Regions from separate parts of the Mus musculus genome. Here region 2 is linked to region 1. A link is a contact called in ENCODE Hi-C or POLR2A ChIA-PET data. All regions are on one chromosome and are shown on one strand. The core of a region is the stretch at or near the end of the contact, and the rest is flanking DNA. Distances in the headings are between cores, read along the strand shown.

Region 1 (5,400 bases), core at 1,466-3,965:
AAGCCCTGCTAATTAAGGTCCAAATCTACCATTGCCCAGAAGGCCTTCTGGGCTCAGCACAAAATGGAGGCCTTCCTTTACTGGCAGGGCTTCCCCCTTCTCTAACCTTAACCCTCCACATACCTCTACCTGCAGAGTATCACATAGCCTTGGTTAAGATTACAGGTTCAACTTTCTTCCTCCCAATATGAACCTGTTCAGCTAGCACCTGAGATTTCTGGATGCCTCTCCATGTTAATGAGGCATCCTGGTACCTTAAGCCTTTATCCAGTGACCTTTGCCCATCCTAGATGTTCCTACCCTACTCCCATTCCCCAAAGTATATAAGCCTTGCATCATTCCAAGTAAGTTAATCTGTTTTCCAGAAGCTGGTCCTGGTGGGCCATTATTACCTGATGTACTCACAGGGCTTCTGACACTCTTCCCCACCCAATCCAGTCTCTGCTCCATCTTCCCTCACAAACCAAAAAAACAAAACTACCAAACAATTCAACAATCCTGCTGCTTGGTGTTAGCATTTCTAGGCTCCACCCCACAGTTATGCCTGACTCACTATAAAAGGGGCTGCTTGCCCCCTTCTTTCTATTTTTGCTTGCCTTTCTACTCTCTCCCACTCTGTCCCTTCTCCCTTCATTTTCCTCTCCCTCTCCAAGTGTTCATGGCTAGCCTCTACTCCTCTCCTCTCTCTCTCCCTTTCTCTGTCTCTACTATCTTGTCAACTCCCCTCCCCATGCCCTAAATAAACTCTATTCTATACTATACTTGTATGGCTGTTCCTCAGGGGTAAGGGATGCCTCAGTGTGGGCCCGCAGAAGCACAGCCTTCTCCCTGCCCCCCTCCCCCAACTCCATACTGTGCCTCCACCTAACATATCCCCGGCTTTTTCTTTTATATAAAACATAACACCTGGGTAAATGTCAAGGAGGAATTGCACAGTCGCCAAAATATGGAAGCAACCTAGGGATCCATTGATAAAGAAAATACAGTATATTTATTTACACATTAAACTATAAAAAGAACGAAATCTTGTCATTAGTTGTAACACAGATGAAATTGGAGAATGTTGTGTAAAATCAGAGGTAGAAATACAAATGCCGTGTAGTCTCTCTTATACATGAAAATTAAGATAATTTCAAAGATGAGAACAGAATAGTGTTCACAGATCTCAGGAGTTAAGGGTGGGAGAAGTGGAGGAGGTTAATGGGTATGGCGGTGCAGATAGATGAGAGGAACTGAAAATAAAATAAAATAAAATAGGAAGGGAATGACTGCTCCTGGGCATGGTAGAGGAGGTTTATACAAGGGAGACATAGCCAGAGACAGGGGCATCTGGACGAGTCCAGAGTGAATACGAACCTGAGCAGGGGCCATGTGAGGAAAGTGGAGGAGGCAAGGAGAGCCAGGAGACCAGGAGATCAAGAGGCCAGGAGGGTAAAGGGCAGACCAAAAGGGCCAGGTAACCAAAATGGCTGGATTATATAGGGAAGGGTGCATGAGGGAATGGCTGCCCAGCCCCTGGGCTGGAGAAGTTTGGAGTAGGGGCTGATGAGAAGAATCCTGCAACTAACTGGTAGAGACTGAAGAATGCTGGGAGAACGTGGCAGCCAGTTCTGCTTTGATATGTTAAATAGGCACACGGGAGACTTAGAGGAAGGAACTGCTATACTAAGAGGCCAAAAGTCTAGTCTCTTCCAACTGCTGTCTTTCAGGATCAGTAAGCTACTTGAAGAGATGTCTGGCAGTAGCCACAAAGCATTCTGAGATTGCACACCAACGCTCCCTAAGTAGGATTCTGGGCCTCAGCTTTTTACAGATTTTGGGGTCTCCATCTGTGAACACCACTTCTTTTTTTTTTTCTTGTTCACAGCAAGTATGTGTAGGAGTTCGCTTTCTCTGCTTCCAGACGCCGAGAGTCCGTAGTGTCTTTTCTGCCTTGCAGCAGCAAACCCACAGCCCGAAATTAAAAGAACAAAAAAGAACACTAAAGCTCTATCTTAGGAATCTGGCGGGCAGGTAGGAATTCTCACTTAGGTGAAAGAAAAGCTCAGTCCTTCCCAGCCAATCATGTGAGAGGAAACGTTGACACGCCTCTTTCTACCTTCCAATCATCATCTACCTCAGTAAGCCCGACCCACTGCCGGTAAACCGACTTTTAAATTGCATTAGCATGCTTTCTCCTGACCCTCTCCAGTCATTCCAGGCCGTTCCATGACTGTGCTCCAAGGAAGAATTATAGACTTAACAATGACAAATGACAAAGCTAGTCAGTCTGAAGGTGAGAAGTGAAAGTGTAAAACTCGAGAACCAAACCCGCGAGTTCTACGGAGGAAAAAAAAAAAAGGCGGGTTCGGGCAGGAGGACTACAAGCCCCAGATACCCGTGCGCGGAGGCGGCGCGTGCCAGCGAGAGTGGGCAGGCCATTGAAAGGCGGAAGACCGAGGGTTACAGGACTTCCTGTTCGAGCGCCAGCGAGTGGGTGGGACCTGCGCAGGTTGGGCGGCGGTTGTGGCGTTTTGGAGCTTTGTCAGCGGAGGGGGCGTGGCCCGCGCTGTGACTTGTGGAGCGCGAGCCGAGAGGGACGTGGGTGACGCGTCTCCTTCCACCCAGCTCAGTGGAGTGCGAGGTGCGCTGGCCCGGCCGGGGATTGGCTGCTGAGAGGCGAGTACGCGGCGGCCGTTGGTCGCCGGCAGCACGGAGCGAGGGCCCGGGCGGGCGGGGCGGGGATGGGGAGGCAGTGGCGGCGAAGGCCGGAGGAGGCGGGCGCGGGCGAGCGGGCAGACAGAGCGGCGGCGGCGGCAGTCTCCCGAGCGCTCCTGTGAAGCGTCCCTATTCCCGTTGCCGTGGGCCTCTCGGGGAGGCCATCCGGGACGCGAGCCGCTGCGGAACCGCTCCCCAAGCCCCACTGCTCTTCGGACTCTCGGTCCCATCCTCGCGTTTCTGCTCCGGCTCCTCCATCTTGGCCTCGACAGTGGCTGCTGTGGGGAGGATGTGCCGCCTCCTGGCAGGGGGAAGAAGGAGGAGAAGATGAAGAAGTACCGGCGGGCCTTGGCCCTGGTCTCCTGCCTCTCTCTCTGCTCTCTAGTCTGGTGAGTAAGGGGCCGGCCTCTGGGGACTTCCCGTGGGGATGAAAGAGGGAGTAGGTCGGGTCACACCCCCAAATCATCTCGGCTTTTTGGGTTGCTTGGTGCTCCTGCTCCTAAGCCAGGGACACAGCGGCCACCCAGCTCTTCCTCTTGTGGTTTACGAGTTGTGTTTTGGAATTTGCAGAGTTCCAGCAGGGAGAGAAGGGGATATTGGGGATCACTTTTTGCCTTTGTACTCGGGTACCCCATCACCGCAGTTAGGGCAGTTTGGGTAGTGTTCAGAAAGCTAGTGAGTGAGTTACTCAGTTTTGCTGTCAGTTCATTTGCTTTCGTTATGAGGTAAGGGCAGGGGCGAGTCAGGTGTGATGTGTTCCGGACCTGTGATTTTGAAAACGTGAGTCGTCATGAGGGTAAGAGTAATGTCTAAACTGTTGTTCTTCTGGTCAGGTCTTGCACAATCTTGACCAATAGTACTTTTGGGGCTGCTCCTTGAAACCCTGCGGCGTGGGGCGGGCGGGATCCCTGATGAAGCCCTTTTTCGGTTAGCCTGGTGGGAGAGGATTATCACAGATGTGGAGTCAGCCATAGTTTTGGGGCATGTTCTTTGGCACTAGAAAGGAAACGGTTTTTGCGACCCGCTCTGTCCCTTTCTCTGAAGTTCTATGGAGTTCAAGTTAATTTCAAGCACATCTCTGGATGTCCAGGAGCAGACATAGCTTATGAACCAAAGGATTGCTAAAGGTGTACTTGGAAAAGCCATTCTTTCTGAAGGAATTCCCAAAGAGCCTTGAGACTTGGTGACTGAAAGTGATGGCCTTTGTGTTAAAGAGATTTTGCTTCTTATACTAAAATCTAAACACACTTTCTTATTTACCTTATGTCTTCAAAGCGCCAGTAATAATTCCCTTTTTTTTATGGGTGTAATGGAATCCAGAGGTGCTCAAGTTGTAGAGTTGTTGCTCACATAGAATAATATATTAATATGGGCTCAAGAAAACACTTGTCTGAGAAAATCTGACTGGAAAGACTGTATTTCTTGTCATTCTGAATCCTTTAAATACTCCTTAAGAGAAACTGGTACCTGAAACCAGTGTAGGATTAGGTAGCAATTTCTTAGAGTTGGTGAGCTTCTCTTACTAGCCTTTTCTCCCCTCATTCAGAAATTATCTCCAGATTTTGTTACCCACTTCTCTTTTGTAGATTGAGTATTCTATGTTCATATAATAATCAGTTCTAGGGTCTACCCAGGACTTACTCTATTACTATTACTGCAGTTTAGTTTGATCTTATACTGTCATAGTTGATAGATTGTGTGTGATACAGCCTTCTGCCTTTTCTCTTTTCCTGCCTAGAGTGCTATAGATTTACCTTAACAGAAAACCAAAATGCATCCTATCTATTCATTCTGGTTGCTATTTTTTTCTTTTGCACACTGCTAATCACAATTCTTGGTTAAGTAGTACAGTGTATTCTAGGTGTAATTGTAGTGTAGCTACAGAAGAACAGTGATAGCTAATATTTATTGTTATCTGTACCAAGCATGTGGCATGTGTACGTTTTAGCATCTTTGTCAGCAAGGTCCTCTTAGGTAGATATTATTAGTTGAATTCTGTATTTTACAGATGAATAAATAGAGAGGCTAAAGTTATGCTTGCAACAGAGTAACATGGCTAAGCAGCTACTGCATTCTAAAATTTAGATTTGAACCTAAGCAGCTTGTAATACAGGCTCCTCACTACAGTGGTCCTCTGACTGACTATAGGTTAAATAAGGCCTGTGTTTTTAGACAGATACAGTACCATCACTTACTAGATATGTGTACTTGGACATGCTATATAATTCCTTTGAACTTTAGTTTTTAGAGCCTCAGTATGATAAAATTGATCCATTCATACCAAAGTTATTAGAAGCAAATGAGATAACACATGCACTTTGTAAAACAGTAAGAGCATGCTGTCTTTCATTATAAAAGCATTCAAAGGTGTTTTTCTTATGTTTACTGTGTATTGAATATTGTGAATCTTGAAAGCTTGAGTGAGTGGCCTCTCTCGTTTTTAGTACTGAAACTATCTCAACTAAGAAGCCTCCTTGTAAGCTCCTACTGCTGCTATAACAAATTACCAGAAATCCACTGGCGTACACATAGTTGTTTTATAGTTGTAGGGTGTGTGTACAGGAGTCCAAAATCAGTCTCACTGGGGCAAGTATTAAGGTGGCATGGCTGCTTCATTCTGGAGACCCTGAGGGGGAGACTCCAGTTCTTTGACTTTTTCAGCTTCTAGGTGTTGCATAGATTCTCTCTCCTGTCTCTCATCAC
Region 2 (5,400 bases), core at 789-3,288, 3.6 Mb before region 1:
CTTTTTTGTTAGCAACTCCATTTTTCCACTGTGAGTAAATTTTTCTATTTGCTCAATTTTATGCTTGAAAGACTTCATAATATAATCAGATTTTAGTCCTCACCCAAGTATTACTATCACCCATTTTGTATTAGAAATAAACTAATTTAATAACTGTGATAAAGAGCTAGAGGGACAGGGGCCTTCCAGTTTCTTAAAGAATTATTTTAACTACAAGAATTCTTATCCAGTACTTGTGACAGCTAACATCCTCAAAGAATCAAGCATATGTTATTTTTGATTTTCACACTGAATACATTTTATATGAATTAAGACAGAGGTATAGAATTTTGCCCAAGGTCACATCTTGGTGAGCGGTGGAACAGAACTGTATTCATATCTGCCCACATAAAACACAGATATAACCTGGTCAGTGATTGCATAATGACTGGCTTATTATACTGGGTCTATGGAACCAGGTTGACATTGACTGAACCGGGAAGGGGAAGGGGATGGGGGTGGGGAGCGTCCAATTTTGGGGAGGGCTCACTTAGCAGGCCTCTGCCAAGAGGAACTAAAGTATGACCTTTACTCCAAACCCTCTGCTGAGACCAGACAGACACCTTTTCAGCTCTACCCCACGTGTGCGTTAGAAATTCACGGAGGGAGAAAGGGGAGGAGAAGGAGGGTTTCATGGTGGCCCAAGACCCCTTCGTGGCTCTCAGGAGTTAAGTAAGGTTCAAGTCTGGAGGAGAGGTCGGGAGTGTGAGCAGTGTTTAAGGGAGCGAAGACATCAAAAGTCAACAAGGGCACTGGGTGCTGATACTCGGTTTTTGGAAAGAGACCTAAGATGAAACAAGGTGAAAGACTAGGAGAATTGATGGATTCCCTTCAGTGGCGAGATGAGGGCTCTGGGATTCCGGTAGCAACTCAACTGTCACAGGGCCTCTAATGTCCCGGTTTCGGAGGGAGAGGAACGATCTCCGTGCGAGCCGTTCAGGATTCATTACCTGCCGGGTGGTTGTAAAGCGGCCTCAATTTCTTTGGCAGCAACAACTCCACTTTATCCATGAGTCGGTGGTAGGTGGCCCGCAGGCCTCGGGCGCCGGCAGCTGCCATCGCGGCGGCCTAGGGATCGACAGCAGCAGGGTGGGAGCGCCGCTGTGTCCGCGTTCCTGGCTGACAACGAAGGGCGGCTCGTCACTTTCTCTCTGCAGCGCTGGGGCGTCCGCCTCTGCCCTAGGGCGCCCTTCCCCGGCTCTGGCAGCCAGAGGTGAAGCACCTAGAGGCCGAGTCCCGCAAAGGCTCAGGGGGGCGGAGCTCAGCAAAAGCCCGCCCCGGCCCGCCTCCTGCGAGCGGGTTGGGGAGACCGAGGGGGAGGAGTCATGGCAACAGGTGCTACAGAGGTCGCCGTGCTGGGGCCGCTAGAGCTAGGCGGGCGAGGCGTTGCGCAAGCTTAACGGCCTGCTCTAATTGGCTGGCCTCACAGAGCGGAAGAGGCGTGGCCAGAAATCATCTCCTTCCGGCCCTGGAGGCCATGTTGGAGAGGGGAACCTGAAGCCGCACTTCCGCCCGGTCCCTCACTTTGACTAATAAGCTTTCTGGGCTTCCCTCTCCCGAACTGAAGATGACGCTGGATACCTGTCGGACTTCCTCTTATTTACTTATTGTTTTTGAGTCGGTGTCTTCGCTGTGTACCCCAGGCTGGCTTGGATCTCGCTATGGTCCAGCCTCCCGACTGCTGGGATTGCATGCATGGGTCATCACGCCCGGTTTTTTCCTTTGACTCGAGAGGCGTGAGCAAGACAACCTCAGCGGCTTCCGTCATGCCTCTCCAATCCATTAAGGAGTAGGCTAGAGCGCCCTCAAGCTCCTCTCCTAGGGTGAGGGCAATCGTGACGCACAGCGGCTTCTGTTGCCCGTGTGCATCCTCTCGCGAGAAGGGCCGGGAGGGGGCGTGGTCTAGGGAGGAGAGGGAGGAGCTCGCGGCCGCCTCCGCCTTCGCCTCCGCCTCCCGCGGGAGGGGGGTCGAGGGAGGGGACTGTTGCCGATCTCTAGATGTTCTGGGTAGTCTGAGGAGAGTATGAGGCGAGCCGTGGCCCGGGTACCTCTCCGCTCCCGGGGAGAAGGCGCGGCCGTGGCTGCCGCCCTCTGAGTCGCGGCGCCGGCGAGGCCCCGGGGCGCGCGCATGGTGCTGGTGCCGCTCGGGTGTTGATCGGCCTGTCCCCTCCCTCTCTTCCCCTCCCCACCCCCCGCGGTGGTCTCCCCTTTCCCACCCCAGCCCCTGCGGAGCCATGGCTCGGAGTGGCTCCTGCCCGCACCTGTTGTGGGACGTGAGGAAAAGGTCCCTTGGGCTGGAGGACCCGTCCCGGCTGAGGAGCCGCTACCTGGGTGAGCGGGGGCCCCGGGGCGGCGGCGCTGAGGTCGCCGCCCAGAGGTGGGGGAGGGGGCGCCGCCGGGGCTGTTGGCGACCGGACCGAGCCCCGACCGGGGCGCCCCGCAGGCTAGGTCTCAGGTGGGATGACGGCGATCCGCGCCCGCTCCTCCTAAGGTCGGGGTCCCCTTTGCAAGCTGCCAGGCGCGGCTCAAGCTGGGCTTCCCTCGGAGAGCCGGGCCGTGGGGAGGCGGCACTAAGCCCGGAAAGGTGTTGGGGTCGCTCGTGGGCTGGGACTCCGGAGAAGACTCCGCGAGCCTTACGGAGATGCCACGTTGAACGCCAAAGTTGGCGCTTTTGCTTTTCTCCGGAGCTGTCCCCGCTCAGCCGAAGACCTCAAGGTGTTGCTTGTCCACCTTCTTCTTCGGCTTCCGCAAGGGGTTAGATGTCGCCCGAGAGAGACGCTGTTGACCACCCTCAGGGACTTGACACCCCAGCCGGGCTCGCTGTAAACCGTGGCGCTTAGCCCAAACCTAAAAGAGATCGCGGAGCCCTCCCCACCCCCGCGCCTTCCCAGGTCCAGCCTGCTGTCAGTCCCGTAGACCTCTTTTAGGTGGTGTAAGGTTTCACGTTCCTGTTCCCACCCCTGGAAAACACACTTGGCATTTTCTGTTTCTTAGTTAAGCTTTCTAAAAACAACCTTCAGGACTGTGGACGCAGGGTTCCACCTTTTTCGTTCTGTGTACCGTGAGTTTTGTTGAGTGTGTTGGGTCATGCCAGAGTCAACTAAAAAGTCCTGTTTCTTCAAAGTGCCTCCTCCCCCCAACTCTGTCATTTCTTTGCCAAGTGAAGCGATTTGTTGCTGTCATTTTTTTTTTTTTTTTTACTAACAACAAAAATAGAAAGAAATGAAATCTCATTACAGCCAATACTACTGGCTGTAAATTGCTTAAAGGACGCCTAGGTGTGCGTTTTAATGTTTTTAAATGAATGTTATCATTGTAAGAATTAAATACAAAAAAGCAGAAGTCCCAGAATCGGTCCCATTTGGATTTCATGCCACTGCCCCTAGAAATGTTTCTGTTTTGTGATTATTTTCCTTGATTTATTTCCTTCTTAGAAATGCATACATATATAAATACTAGTGCCTGTATGTGCACCCTACATGTGTGTGAATGAAAACCGGATGCATGGTGGTGAAAGCATTTTTCTCCCTTGCTTTTTTCTTCACTGCGTCTGGAGATCCTTTTAGACATAAAAATGTGTGTAAAACATTACATAGTACTTAATGAAGAATTTTAATGTTCTAAGTTTTAGTCTCTTTAATTTTTATTTGAAAGAGACTCCTTATATAGTCCAGACTAGCCTTAACTTTTATCTCATTCTCCTGATAGCTGGGATTACACTGTAAATTTTCACCTGACCCTGTCCCCTTTTCTGTAATATGTGTTCACTGTCATGACTGTGCAAACATCATTTACATATGTTGTAGTAAGTACCTAGACTGCTTGTTTTTAATATTTGTAAAGTCCTTTTTAAAATCCTTGTCTTAAAAGAGGTGTGAAAGTTTATTTTAAAATTTAGTTTGTGTAGAAAAAACAGACTTTTACCTTAATAAAGCAAATGCTAAAGTTTTGTGTGAGTGAAGTTATAATTTAGTCTTATTTCAATTGGGTTTGGCTGTGTATAATAAAGGTAATGAGAACATGGTCAGTGGGGCTCTCGAGATGGCTCAGCGGGTGAGGGTGCCAGCTACCAAGCCTCTGCTGCTTCAGTTTGTTCTCTAGACTCTGACATTGCAAAGAGAAAACTCTTTAAGACTAAGAACTGCCTTAGTCTTCTAAGTTCTGGAGTTACTGATGTTTGCCACTATGTTTAGCTTTAAGTAATTGAAGTGTAACAATGATGCATACTTCAGCACTTCTTTAAAAGCGATTTTTCCTGGGTTAGATGGCAGACATCTGTAATCCTGTAATCCCAGCACTTCCAAGGTAAAGGGCTGGCTGGTAGGATCACCTGTTTAAGGTCATCTTTGAAATAAAACCTATGGGCAGGCAGTCTAATGAATCTGATACCTAATAAGTTTCTTTGTGTGTGTGGGGGGGGGGAGGATGACCTTTCTCATAAAGCCTTTTTTGATGAGGAAGGAGACTTGCTGCTAGTTTGAAGGATTTTTAGTGAAACTCTGTCTCAAAAAACAAACAAACATACAAACAAACAAACAAACAAACACCCTTTTAAATTCCAAGTGCAAGGAACTTAGAAAGTTAGTTGATTTCTTAAAGACATGCAGATTTAAACATCATAATTGTTCAGAGTTTTATAGTTTGCATTTTCTCCTAATAGGCTTCTATTATTTGCATTCCTAATAATAAATTACTGCTAAGTAACATTCAAACTGGAATGCTCATTTTTATGGAGGTTTCGATACTAAAGAAACAAAACACAAAGGTTCCATTAACTTCCTCAGGAACTGAACAAGGAGAGAAAACTCTGACAAAATTACCAGTTTTTTAGATAATGACGCTAATGTATTCACTGACTTCCTATAGCACACAAACAGGATTGGTATTGTCACTGCCTGATCTTAAGTGTGTGAAGATTAGGTACTGGGATGTAGCTCATTTAAAAGAGTGCTTGCTTAGTATGCAGGAAGCCCTGGGTTCCATTCCTAGCACCATATACTGGTGTGGAGGTGTCAGCTTGTAATCCTAACACTCTGGAGGTAGAGGCAGGAGGATAAAGAGTTCAAGGCCATCCCAGAATTCATGAGACCCTTTCTGAAAATTAAAAAACATAGGCAATTTTTAAAAATTTATTTGGGTATGGTGGCTCATACCTCTAGCACTTGGGGCATGGGGTCAGGAGGATTAATAAGTGCTAGGCCAGCTTGGGCTTGGAGTACAGGAGACACATTATTTAAAAACAACAAAAAGGATAGAATGGGTGGGCTGGAGAGATGGTTTAGTTGAATAAGTATGCTTACTGTACAAGCAAGGGGACCAAATTTGGGTCTCCAGCATCCTTGTAAAAAGCTAGGATAGGGT

Evidence for each region. A loop is a pair of places that touch in the nucleus more often than their neighbours do. ChIA-PET counts read pairs that join two places held with the same protein, here RNA polymerase II (POLR2A).
Region 2: a loop to region 1 is called in a map of heart, with 7 times the contacts of the local background. The contact joins the promoter of Dcaf6 here to the promoter of Suco in region 1. A Hi-C loop is called at or near these places in 1 of 37 maps with a recorded cell type or tissue (heart). POLR2A ChIA-PET finds 5 or more read pairs at or near these places in 1 of 5 experiments (embryonic stem cell).

The regions. Positions count from the first base shown.
Region 1 is chr1:161,873,997-161,879,396 of GRCm38, reverse strand. Suco (SUN domain containing ossification factor) reads left to right here and starts at 2,715. Exons shown (of 24, transcript NM_001357402.1): 1 at 2,715-3,086. The coding sequence starts at 3,025.
Region 2 is chr1:165,457,101-165,462,500 of GRCm38, reverse strand. Dcaf6 (DDB1 and CUL4 associated factor 6) reads left to right here and starts at 2,038. Exons shown (of 19, transcript NM_028759.1): 1 at 2,038-2,370. The coding sequence starts at 2,274. It overlaps Mpc2 (mitochondrial pyruvate carrier 2), which reads right to left and starts at 1,241. Exons shown (of 5, transcript NM_027430.3): 1 at 990-1,241. The coding sequence starts at 1,098.